Linked DNA regions of Homo sapiens: region 2 is linked to region 1. A link is a loop called in an ENCODE intact Hi-C map of the cell type or tissue named here. Cell type or tissue: GM12878. All regions are shown on one strand. Links, peaks and the distances in the headings refer to the core of each region. The heading gives the core; the rest is flanking DNA. Region 1 has its middle 52 kb from the start of LINC02428. Region 2 has its middle 66 kb from the start of TACR3.

What was found. Hi-C counts contacts between places; a loop is a spot of excess contacts. Peaks named below come from ENCODE experiments on the same cell type or tissue, not always from the same donor. Only the 100,000 strongest peaks of a DNase experiment are listed, where the experiment ranks them.
Region 2: it touches region 1 in a loop (4-fold over the local background); 9 of 110 quality-filtered maps call a loop at or near these places.

Annotation. Positions count from the first base shown.
Region 1 is chr4:103,474,265-103,479,653 of GRCh38, reverse strand. No RefSeq gene overlaps it. Among named protein-coding and RNA genes, the nearest start is that of LINC02428, 52 kb to the right of the region's middle. In GM12878, for the core only: no CTCF peak of the experiment used is centred there; no DNase peak of the experiment used is centred there.
Region 2 is chr4:103,783,607-103,788,995 of GRCh38, reverse strand. No RefSeq gene overlaps it. Among named protein-coding and RNA genes, the nearest start is that of TACR3, 66 kb to the right of the region's middle. In GM12878, for the core only: a CTCF peak has its summit at 2,749 (motif pointing right); a DNase peak (open chromatin) is centred at 2,765.

The DNA.
Region 1 (5,389 bases), core at 144-5,143:
TAATGCCTTATTTCCTCTGAAAGTCACCCTCACCTTTGTACTTTTCCATAAATGACAAATCAGTATTTTAGCCAATTCTTGACTGTGACTGTCTTTACCCTGTTCACAAAGCAAATGTTGGCATAATATATATTATAAAATATATTAAAGGTGTGCTCAGTGGGGACTGGATGTGGTCATTAGGAAGCTTCTGCTTGAAATTTTTGTCTCAGAACACATGCTTGAAACTGTGATTTAGATATTTTATAGACCATAACTGCTACTAAGACAATCTTCAACAACAGACGTTAATTTCCATCCCATATGTTTGCTTCCATTTAGATAATGTATATATGTACTAGGTATTATTTGAAAAATAATTTAATCATTAAATATTTGTGAGCAGGTGAGTAGATACTATTAGACAGATATGAACCCTGTCTTTAAAGAAATAATAGTAATAACAACAATATTACTTATAAAAAGAAAAACTGTGAAAACTATCTGTTATGCTGTGCTAAGTGCTTTACACATATTATTTAATTTGTGCAATAACCAGGTTCTTAAGTTATATGTTATATGTAATATCATAGTGTATTATATTCATATTTTGCAAATGAGTAAACTGAAGCTTAAAGAGGTCTATAACCCACCTAAGTTACATAAATAGCAAGGGAAAGATGAAAACTCAGTTTTGATCTTTGATGAAAAACTTATGCTCTAATTCATGATATACTGCTGCCCCCTTGGGGTTTATATCTGGGGTATAATGAGCAGACATAAGTAAATAAGTAATTGATTCTATTTTAGAAGTACGTGCTTTGGTTTTTTACAAGGGCCCAATTTTGGATCATTATGCTACATCTCCAGCTGCCACACCACCATCAGCCAGCACCAAATGGTGCCCTGGAGGTCAGGATGAAACATTTTTCTTTAGGGAAATGAAAAATAAACTCATTATAAGTTACTGTCAAAGCAAAAGCTGCACCAAAGTCAAACAGGTAAGGAAGACTTTATTCAAGTCAATTGCAATAAGAGAGAGAGGCCAGAAATCAATCTGTGCTCAACTCTACTGAAATACAGGGTGGGAGGATTTTTAAGCATTGGGGTGAAAGGGGGTAACATAGGCTACCTGTGTCTGCTAATTGGCCTCACAAAGAAAAAGCAAACCTTCTCTTATCTTCATGACAGCAGATAGTTTTACAACTTACAGCCAAGTGACCACTGAAGTTAAGCACTTACTCTCCCACAGAGACTGAGAGACAGGGTCACTATTTTCCCTAATGATAACATTTCAAAGGAATAGCTCTAGGTCCTTGAGAAAGATACGCCTGGTGGGTAGTAAAACTGATAAGAGATGTTTAAAAATTTACATTTCAAGTAGCAAACAAGAAGAATTTGCAATTATAAGGTATCTGAAATAAATACTCTTTATAAAGGGAGGAGAGGAACTCCTGTGACTGGGCCATCTGGATTCTTTAGGGGGAGGGAGTCAGAGGGAGATCAGGCCTTAAAGGCCAGAGGAAGACTGTCTAAAGTTTAATCAAGCTAAGGGACATGTTAAGACTGTCTTGGTCACTACAAACCCAGTGCATAACGCAAAATATGTACTTATAAATAAAGAGTTATACATTTTTCTCACTTTTTCCTCAAAATTCCCATTCCTCTTTAAAATTTGTTCCACTTATATGAACTTTAATTTGTATTTTTAGTCATTTCTTCTCACTCTTGTAGCCCTAGATATTAATTGGCAATCCACCTCCTATTCTTAAGTTTCCCCAGAATGCTTTGGTCTGAGTTTGCGGCAGCAACAAAACAACTTGCCATCAAAGCCCCAGCTGGAACCCTGAGGCTAGTTAGTTTCTTTCAAGTACTTCCCATCTTCCTCTGTATTCCTTGACTTTCTAGTGCCCTTGATCTAAAACCCACATTGCAAACTCTTCCATCTAATTTATATCTTCTCCTTCTCAGACTTATCATTCTCTATCTAATTCCACTTCTACCTCTTTACTGTAACTACATAGAAACCCATCCTATTTCAAAGAAACTTCTTTGTAATATGCAACATCTTGACTATTCCCCTTTACTTCTTCACCCTAACTGTAACCTTTTTCTCCTCTAATAATACCATTTTGCTCAAAAAAGCCTCAAAAGAAGCTTTAATTCTCTGTATTTTTAAGTGAGGAGGTACGTTCATCTTTCTCTTGTTTACCCACTGCAGTTTCATTCTCATTATACTTGATGCTCATCCAAAAAGTCCTCCATACTTGAGTCCCTAAAAATTGAACTATACTCTGTGCTCTTTATCTTCATCACTGTCGTCAACTCACCTCTACTCCCTTATGCCACAATTAGTGAGGGCTTTGGTATCTGGATTGTAATCTTTCCTTCCACCAATTCCTGTCACTATTCTGAAAGACAGCGTCCATGTGGGCTGCCATCTGACAAACTTCTTTCCCATTCCCCTCGAACAAAACACTTTTGAGGTCTATATTCCAGGCCTTGTCATCTTCCAAAATTCATTTTCTTATCCAAAATTTGAAAATATAATTCTCACAGCACAATCCCCTCTCTTTACATGTCTACTACTATCTCATCCCACTAAATCTTGATGAAACATTACACCTTCTTGAATCAACTGACCCTAGGAACCAGCACTGTGTGGACATTAACACAGTACTGTTAATTTCCTGTTATTCACACTTCTTCAAGGCCTGTTTTGTCAATCTCTGTCCTTTGAAGTATTACAGACTTGGGTACAAATCAGAGCTTCTCTGATTGCTAATGTCATTTACTCCTTATGCCATTTACTTGTACTTTCTGACCTTCAGTTTTCTCATCTATAAAAAAGTTTTGAAAATATACATGAAAAACTGCATTTTAAATGCTAAGCTCATATCTGGATCAATGTACTGTGTGCATTATTAACCATTATTATTTCCAAAATGCATTTTCTCTGAAATTGAATGCAAGAAAAAAAATATAATAGTTTTCACTACAAAGCTGTGGTTTCCAACCGCAATTGAGTGTTCCACATTGTTGAACAATACTTTTTCTTTTTCTCATTTGTCTCTCTTTATCATTTTTCTTTGTAGCTACCCAAATTTGTACCAATCTTCTCGAATTTTCTTTTTGCAAACACCTACCCTACTTTTGCACAAATCCTTCATGGAGAAAACTTGATACAAAGTATCTGATTGGTAAAATTTATTCAGACTCTTGAAACTTCTCCTAGGTTCATCTGTGCACTTCCTTGTAAAATCCAGTTTTAGCAAATACCTTGCTAACTATGTTTAGCAAGAATCCCCTACCCCCAATATCTGCTCATCCTTGGTATCCACTGGGGTTACTCATCCTCCACCATCTCATAAGTGATGTTTGATCACCCTAGCCTACCTTCAGCAAGAATCTTTCTAGGTCAATTTAGCCAGAACCCCCTTTACCCCTGATGCTTCCTCTTAGTCATGTTTTATCCACTGACCCCCACCTTGCAACTTGGCAATAAATTCCCACTTGCCCATCCTTTATTAAGAGTTGAGCCCAATCTCCCTCCCTCACTGCAAAATCCCATTTCAGTGGTCCCTGTACTTACCATGATGGTTTATAATAAAGACTTCCTTATCGTGCTTAACAAGTGTCATTAAATAATTATTTCTTTAACAAACTAAAGGTTTCAGAGTGGGGTTATATCAGCTTATTTCCCATTCATCTATAAACTTATCTATTTTTGCACTTATCCAGGCATCCATTCATCCATCTTTCTGTGAGTTCAAGAAATATTTACTAAACATCCTGCTATGTGCCAGATATTGGGAATATAATAAAGAACAAAACAGAGAGTTCCTTTACTCCTCAATCTTACAGTCTAGCATGACAAACAGTCATTGAATAATTTATTGCAGCTTTTCCAAGTATTACAAAGAAGACAACAACTTTCCACAGGAATGTAAAACATTCTTAATTCTGAATAATAATTGTCAGCTGAATCAAGAAGGAGATGAAGGGCATATGAGCCAAGAGAATGACATGTACAAAGTCCTTAGGGATGGAAAGAGCAATCAAAGACTAAAATCCGATATACCTGGATCACAAAGAATAAAGAAGGAAAGAACAACAAATGTTGCTGGGACCGCCAATGATTCACCAAAGTTCTTTTCCTCATCTTCCATAGTTGCTGGAAATATGGCTGCCCAAATGCATTACATTTCCCAGCCTTCCTTGCAATGAAGTGTGCTTTGTAACTAAGTTCTTTCCATTGTAGTGAGAATAGAAATATGTTCCACTTCCTTGCTTCACTCATAAAAAATATCCATGCATGCTTATTTATGCTCTTTCTCTTTCAGGATGATTGTTGGGCCATGCTCAGAATGACCTTGGAAACTAAGTATTAGAGATTGCAGATCTCATCAGCTTGTGTCCCAGTGTGGAGCCAAGCACTTGTTTATCCGAAACATCTACCCTGAACTTTTATAAGATCAAGAAATATATTTCTACTGTTTGAACCCTTACTTTTTGGGAGATTTCTTTGTTATAATGGTTCAGTCTACTGTAATCGTTAAAGTGAGAAAGGGATATTTTATGCAGAGCCTTGGAGGCCATAATAAGAATTTGAAGTAATTGATCGAAATAAAAGAGAGGGAAAAGTCAGTGATATCTTGTATGTTCCCAGCTGGAGTAATTGGATGGAAATAATTGTGCAATTTGCTAAGATGGGAAACACTAGAGGAGCAGGTCTAAAGAGCAATTTCACCAGTTCAGTTTTACACAGACTGAATTTAAGATGCCTGTGAATAATTCAAAAAGAGATGTCCAGTTGGTACACAGCCATTTAGTTGTGGAGCTCAGAAAATAGATTCCAGCTGGAAATAAAACTGAGAGTGGCAGATATTGAAGAAAACTGAAGCCACAGGGATGCATGAGATGAGCTCTTAACATAAAACATTTATTTCGCTGTGTAGTAAATAGAAATTTATCTTTTCATTGTCAATCTTTTTCTACTAATAGATATCTCTGGAGCTAGGTAATTCATAGTTAAAGTACATTTTTGTTCCAATTAATCCCTCAAAGATAGAAACTGTGACAATCCATTTCTATAAGTATACCAATATCTATTGTTAATTTATTAATTAAACATATTATCCTTCTACTTTAATACATAAACAGAAACAGAATTACACTTTACTTCCAACTCTTAACTGAGTTATAGAAATCCAGTGATTGTACCAATCTATTCTCATATATTCAGTTGCTACCACAACCTCACCAGCAAGCTTCTTGCATTTTATCTTTGCAGCTAAGCTTTTAGCATTTCATAGTTTTTATTATATGCATAATATTGATCTGAAATACATCAGGTCATTCTTTTTCACTTAAGCAACTGGTCTTCAGATGTTTGGTGCACACTGTCCCA
Region 2 (5,389 bases), core at 310-5,309, 310 kb before region 1:
GATTTTGACCCTACCTAAACTGCTCTCAAGATCAGTGCTTAAGATATTTTGTAAACCCTGCCCTTGATGGATCAGCTGGCACCAATCAGATTGATAAACTGGCTCATCTGATTTTGTGGTCCCCACCCAGTAACTGACTTAGCACAAGGAGACAGCCACCATTGTAAAAGGGCAGAGACTAAAACAAAGTATTGCCAAGTGGTTACAGGTCATGTTGCCAAGGACCTGAAACAAGATGGAGGCCTGTAGCCATGTTTGTTACTGACCATTTTGTTGGACTGGCTTGAACAGCAGGCTTATGGGGTCCTGAGCCTGCATTCTAATCTAAGTGACCCTTTCTTTTCACAAAACCATACAGAAAGACACACAAAGCATGCCATATTGGCTACAGCTTAAGACCAACCTCACAAATCTTTTTCATTAATTAAAACTTTATGGGGAATATAAATAATGATCCTTATTATCACTTTTGCCAGTTTGCATAGAAAGAGAGAGAAGCCAAAACTTGACTGGTAAAAAATATATATTTATATATATATATATATATATATATATATATATATATATATATATCTTTCGCTCTTTTGCTGGCATGTCAGGCTTCTAGGTTCGGGAGAGAGAAACCAAAAGCTTGACTGGTTAAAACAAACAAAAAAATTTAGTCTTTTGCTGTCATGTCAGACTTCTAGGTTCCCTTACCCCTAGCTCAACTATAAGCCAAGCATTTTATTTTTTATTTTTTATTTTTTTTGAGACAGAGTTTCGCTCTTGTTGCCCAGGCTGGAGTGCAGTGGCATGGTCTTGGCTCACTACAACCTTTGCCTCCCGAGTTCAAGCGATTCTCCTGCCTCAGCCTCCCAGGTAGTTGGGATTACAGGCACCTGCCACCACACCCAGCTAATTTTTTGTATTTTTAGTAAAGACAGGGTTTCACCATGTTGGCCAGGCTGGTTTTGAACTTCTGGCCTCAAGCAATCCACCAGTCTCGGCCTCCCAAAATGCTAGGATTATAGGCGTGAGCCACCACGTCTGGCCTAAACCATGCATTTTAAGGTTCAGGGAAATTAACTTTTCCCAGGTTGGAAGAACATTATAAAAGTGCCATTTTAAACTGTGAAAAAAGGAAAAACACCATAGAACATACTGGGTGTTCCAATTAGGGTTGTCAAGAGGTACTGCCTCTCTTCCTATTGAAAATGGTGTTTCCCATATTTCTTTGCCTTCCCTATTTTCTCTCTTACCTTTTTGCCTACTATAGGAGACACAGTGCTCATCTCTGAAATCCTCTGCTGCCTGCAGAGTTCCTGTTTTTCAGTGGCAGTTAGGGTTTGGCTTAGGAGCAGCATAACAGCCCTCCATGAGAGGTCAAATATCTGAGGTAAATTTCAGAAAGCTTTTGTACACCTATCAGGGACATTAGAAAATTGACCTAAGTCTCCCTTTATTTGCCTAAGGTCCTGCAATGAGGAGGAAACTTGAACCCTAGTGGCAGCAACTTCATTGGGCATTTCCTGTAGGGGTAAGAGCAAAGGTGGGGGAGTGGGATATTTTGGAGATAGTGGGGGTGGAATAGCTGGAAGCATGGTTGGAGGTGGCCCCAGATAAGAAGGACTGGAAGGGCTGGGACATTCGATGGCTGCCTCAGATGGTGCCCCCAGAAGTTACTTTTCTAGTCTTGGGGAATCATTCCCTTTGGACCTGCCTGATCTGATTGCTAAAAGGACTGGGTTGATTGTGCAATGCTTGCAAAGGTCTGGGTTGTCTTGCAGAGCAACGGAAGCCTGTACGTAAGGTACCTCAGAACATTTGCCCACCCGTCTGCAGAAAAGATCTAATTGTTGGATAATATTAAAATTAAGGGTCCCTTCACAGGCCTGGATGGTTCAAGAGGGTGAGAAGCCCATGCCCTTGAGAAAAGAAAATAAGCCACTTTTTAAATTAAAGTTTCAGAGTCAAAGGAGTCTTTGTGCTTCAGAAGGCACTCCAGAGGAATACAGGCCAAAGATGATAAAGAAAAGTGAGAAAACAGAGTCCCTTTAGTCTCCTTCCTTTTGGTGTGACCCAGGGTGGAAAGGAAGACAGTGAGGGCGTACCCCCTGCTGTTTTCCCTCTGTGGTTTCTGGGTCCCAGCACCTTGTTGAATATGCTGCTCATGGTTGCAGGTGTGATCCCAGCCATAGAACCAGAGGAACTATGTGGTTGGGATTAGTCACACTCACCCAAGTGGCTCTAGTCCTCTGCCTGTGATTTCCCATTGACTTTCTAGACTTGTGTGACCTGCCTGGCTCCCCTAAGAATAGATCTTGGGAGACACTATGTGACAGTTACATTAGGGCAAATGTTGCACTTCCCTCCTAAATGGAGGAAGTGTGCTGGTTTGAGCTCTGTATCTGTTATTACAGCCCATGCTAAAGCGTTTACCCTTAGAGAATGGTTCTGGTTAACTTCTGAACCTAAAATTCCCCTACTAATTAAGTACCATTCTAACTGGAGGCGTAATAGGTGCGTTAAAAGAACATAGGGACTGAATGGCCATTTTCCTGCTGATGGGACAGTATCAAGACTAAAATTTGGCTTTGGAGGATATTTTACCCCTAATTGTTGAAATCAAAATTTTCCCATTTACACAAGCAGCGTGAAGCCTGGTTTCTAGTAGAGAGGTGCAAAAAGAGGAGAGAATTGGGAAGCTAGAGTGTTTTGTTGAAGGACCGACAATGTGCCTCAAGGAGAAGATTCCTATTCCACTAGGTGGCACTGTTGACCTTGAAGTGCCATATGCTCTCCAGACCAAGGGAAGAGTGACCTTGACATGTCATGTGCTCTCCAGGCCAAGGGCAGAGAGTGACCTAGAAGTCCCATGTGATCTCCACACCAAGGGCAGAGATTGACCTGGAAATGCCATGTAATCTCCAGGGCAGAGAGAGGTACTCACTGTTGGGTGGGGGGTCTCTGTTCATAGAAAATCACAAAGCCACCTTCCCTTGAGCTATATCCCCAGTTACTACCATATTACCTGATCTCGTCAAACAAGATTACGTTCCTGTAAAACTTCCCGCACATTGCATAAACAGAGAAGTTAAGAGATACGGATGGTCACAGACAGGAAAGGAGGAAATTACAATAGCAAATTTGGAGATCCTGTGGCCGACACTCCATCAGGACAGTCAGAGGCTGGGGTCAGTCCAGAAGCCCTTGGATAACAGTGGGAGGTAGCCCCAGCCAGAAATCCTCAGTTGTCTCAGGACTTCTTCCAGCCCCACATGACAGCTAAGCCCCTTGTGTAAGGAAGCTGGTTTAAACATGGCCAATATGCCCAGCCACCCATGGGTGCTGGGGGATTCTCCATGCTCTCTATAGCAAGTCTATCCCCCAAGTCTTGTAAGGCTAGCAGCCGTGCTAATCATTTTTAAATGGCTGAAGGGAACCCAGCATTTGGTTTGATTTGGTTCTAAAATGGAGGCCAAGAGCCTCAGAATGAAAGGACAGAGTTTGAGTTTGCTCCTCTACTCACCGTTTTGATGAATGTTGTACCTTGGTATCCCGAACGAGGTTCCCATTATGAAGCAGCAATATTGTCTGGGGCATATACCTGGGATTCATTGTCATGCGCCAGGAAAATTTAAGACACAGACAGACAAGAGTAGTTTAGGAGTGGAGGTTTAATAGGCAGAAAAGAAGAGAAAGAGAAACAGCTCTCTCTATAGAGAAAGGGGTCTCTGAGCAGAAAGGAGCAGCTGGTGGCAAATGCACCAGATTTTATAGTCCAGTTTGAGGAGGCGGTGTCTGATTTACCCTATGTATGTGTATGCTCACAGTTGGTTGGATCAGGTATGATGTTTACATAGTGCACAGGGAAGGCTGGTTACCCCACCCTAGTATTATGCAAATGGGCTTTCCAGTTGATCGGTGCCATCTTGTCTGCTCCTTACAGTACATGTGGCTGACAAACAGAAAGGAAGATGGAGCCGCCTTCTTGAACATGTCTAGTCCCTAGTTCCTGCCAGCATTCACACGTGCAAGCTCCCAGCTTGTTTGTCTATGTCTGCAGATTGACTTTATAGGCTGCTCTTTGTTAGAAAATGATTTGGGGCTGCTTTTTATGAAAAAGAGAAGCCTTACCAAGGAATCCTATACCCTTACTGTCTGCCTAAGTGATTTCTTCTCAACTCCTGCACCATTGGGATGGTTAATGGTTACAAAAAATCATTAGAAAGAATAAATAAAACCTAGTATTTGATAGCACAACAGGTGTCTATAGTCAATAATAATTTAATTGTACATTTTAAAATCACTAGAAGTATATAATTTGATGGTTTCAGAAGATAAATTCTTGAAAGGATGGATATCCCATTTCCCATGATGTGATTCTTACACATTGCATCCCTAAATCAAAATATTTCAACTACCTCATAAATATATAAACCTACCATGTACCTACAAAAAATACAACTAAAGACACTGAACCCAGAAATTTTTTACTTGCTTTGTGAAGTGGAGTAGCCCTGCCTCAGAACCCAGAGCTATGTCACTCATTGGCATAATGGTGATGTACTCATTCCTTTTGGGATATGTGAATTATCTATAAGTCTTTATAAAAATATATAAACCTGAACTTTATCTGTGAAAATGTTGATTTACTAAGTCTTGGTTGAAGCTCCACAGGAGAATCTAACATGCAAACAAGGTTGTGTTTATACTAGAATAATAGAAATATGGTATAGAAAGATCATATTAAGTAAGCTTTTTTCCAGAAATAGAATTACTGTAATATACTTAATTTGTTGAGATAATTGGTACACATGTCAAAGCCAGTGATTTCAGGATATGTGTGTGTACATACACAGAGAGAGATTATGTAATCATGTAATATTGTATAAGTATTAAATATACTTAATAAGGTATTAGATGATACATAAATTGATGACTGAAACATTGTGATGTAAAGAGAATTATTTTCATTTCACAAATAAACAAGGTGATGTTTAAAATGGCAAGCATTCACTCAAAGTTATGTACCAATAAAGATTAAATGCTGAATGCAATTCCTTGCTTTCTGATTGTTAGTATGAATTAGTGAGCTGGAGAAAGAGTAGGGACTTGATTGACCAGGAACTTTGATGTAATCAGGCTCAGTGTGAAGCTTTGCCTTGGCATTTCACTAGGTGTATATGATTTGGATGGTAGATAAGCTTTGTTTTCTGTTATGTACGAGTTAACAATCATGAGAAGGTTTCTTATCTCTAGAATAATCCTGTATACTTCTACTTTCCTGAAGCAGCCAGCCAATATACGTAAGGCTACAGCAGTCCTCTATCATCAAAGTCTGGCCTTATAAATGAATTGCAGAAAGTTCTAACTTTGGGAAATCCATAGCTATTTGCAGTAGAAA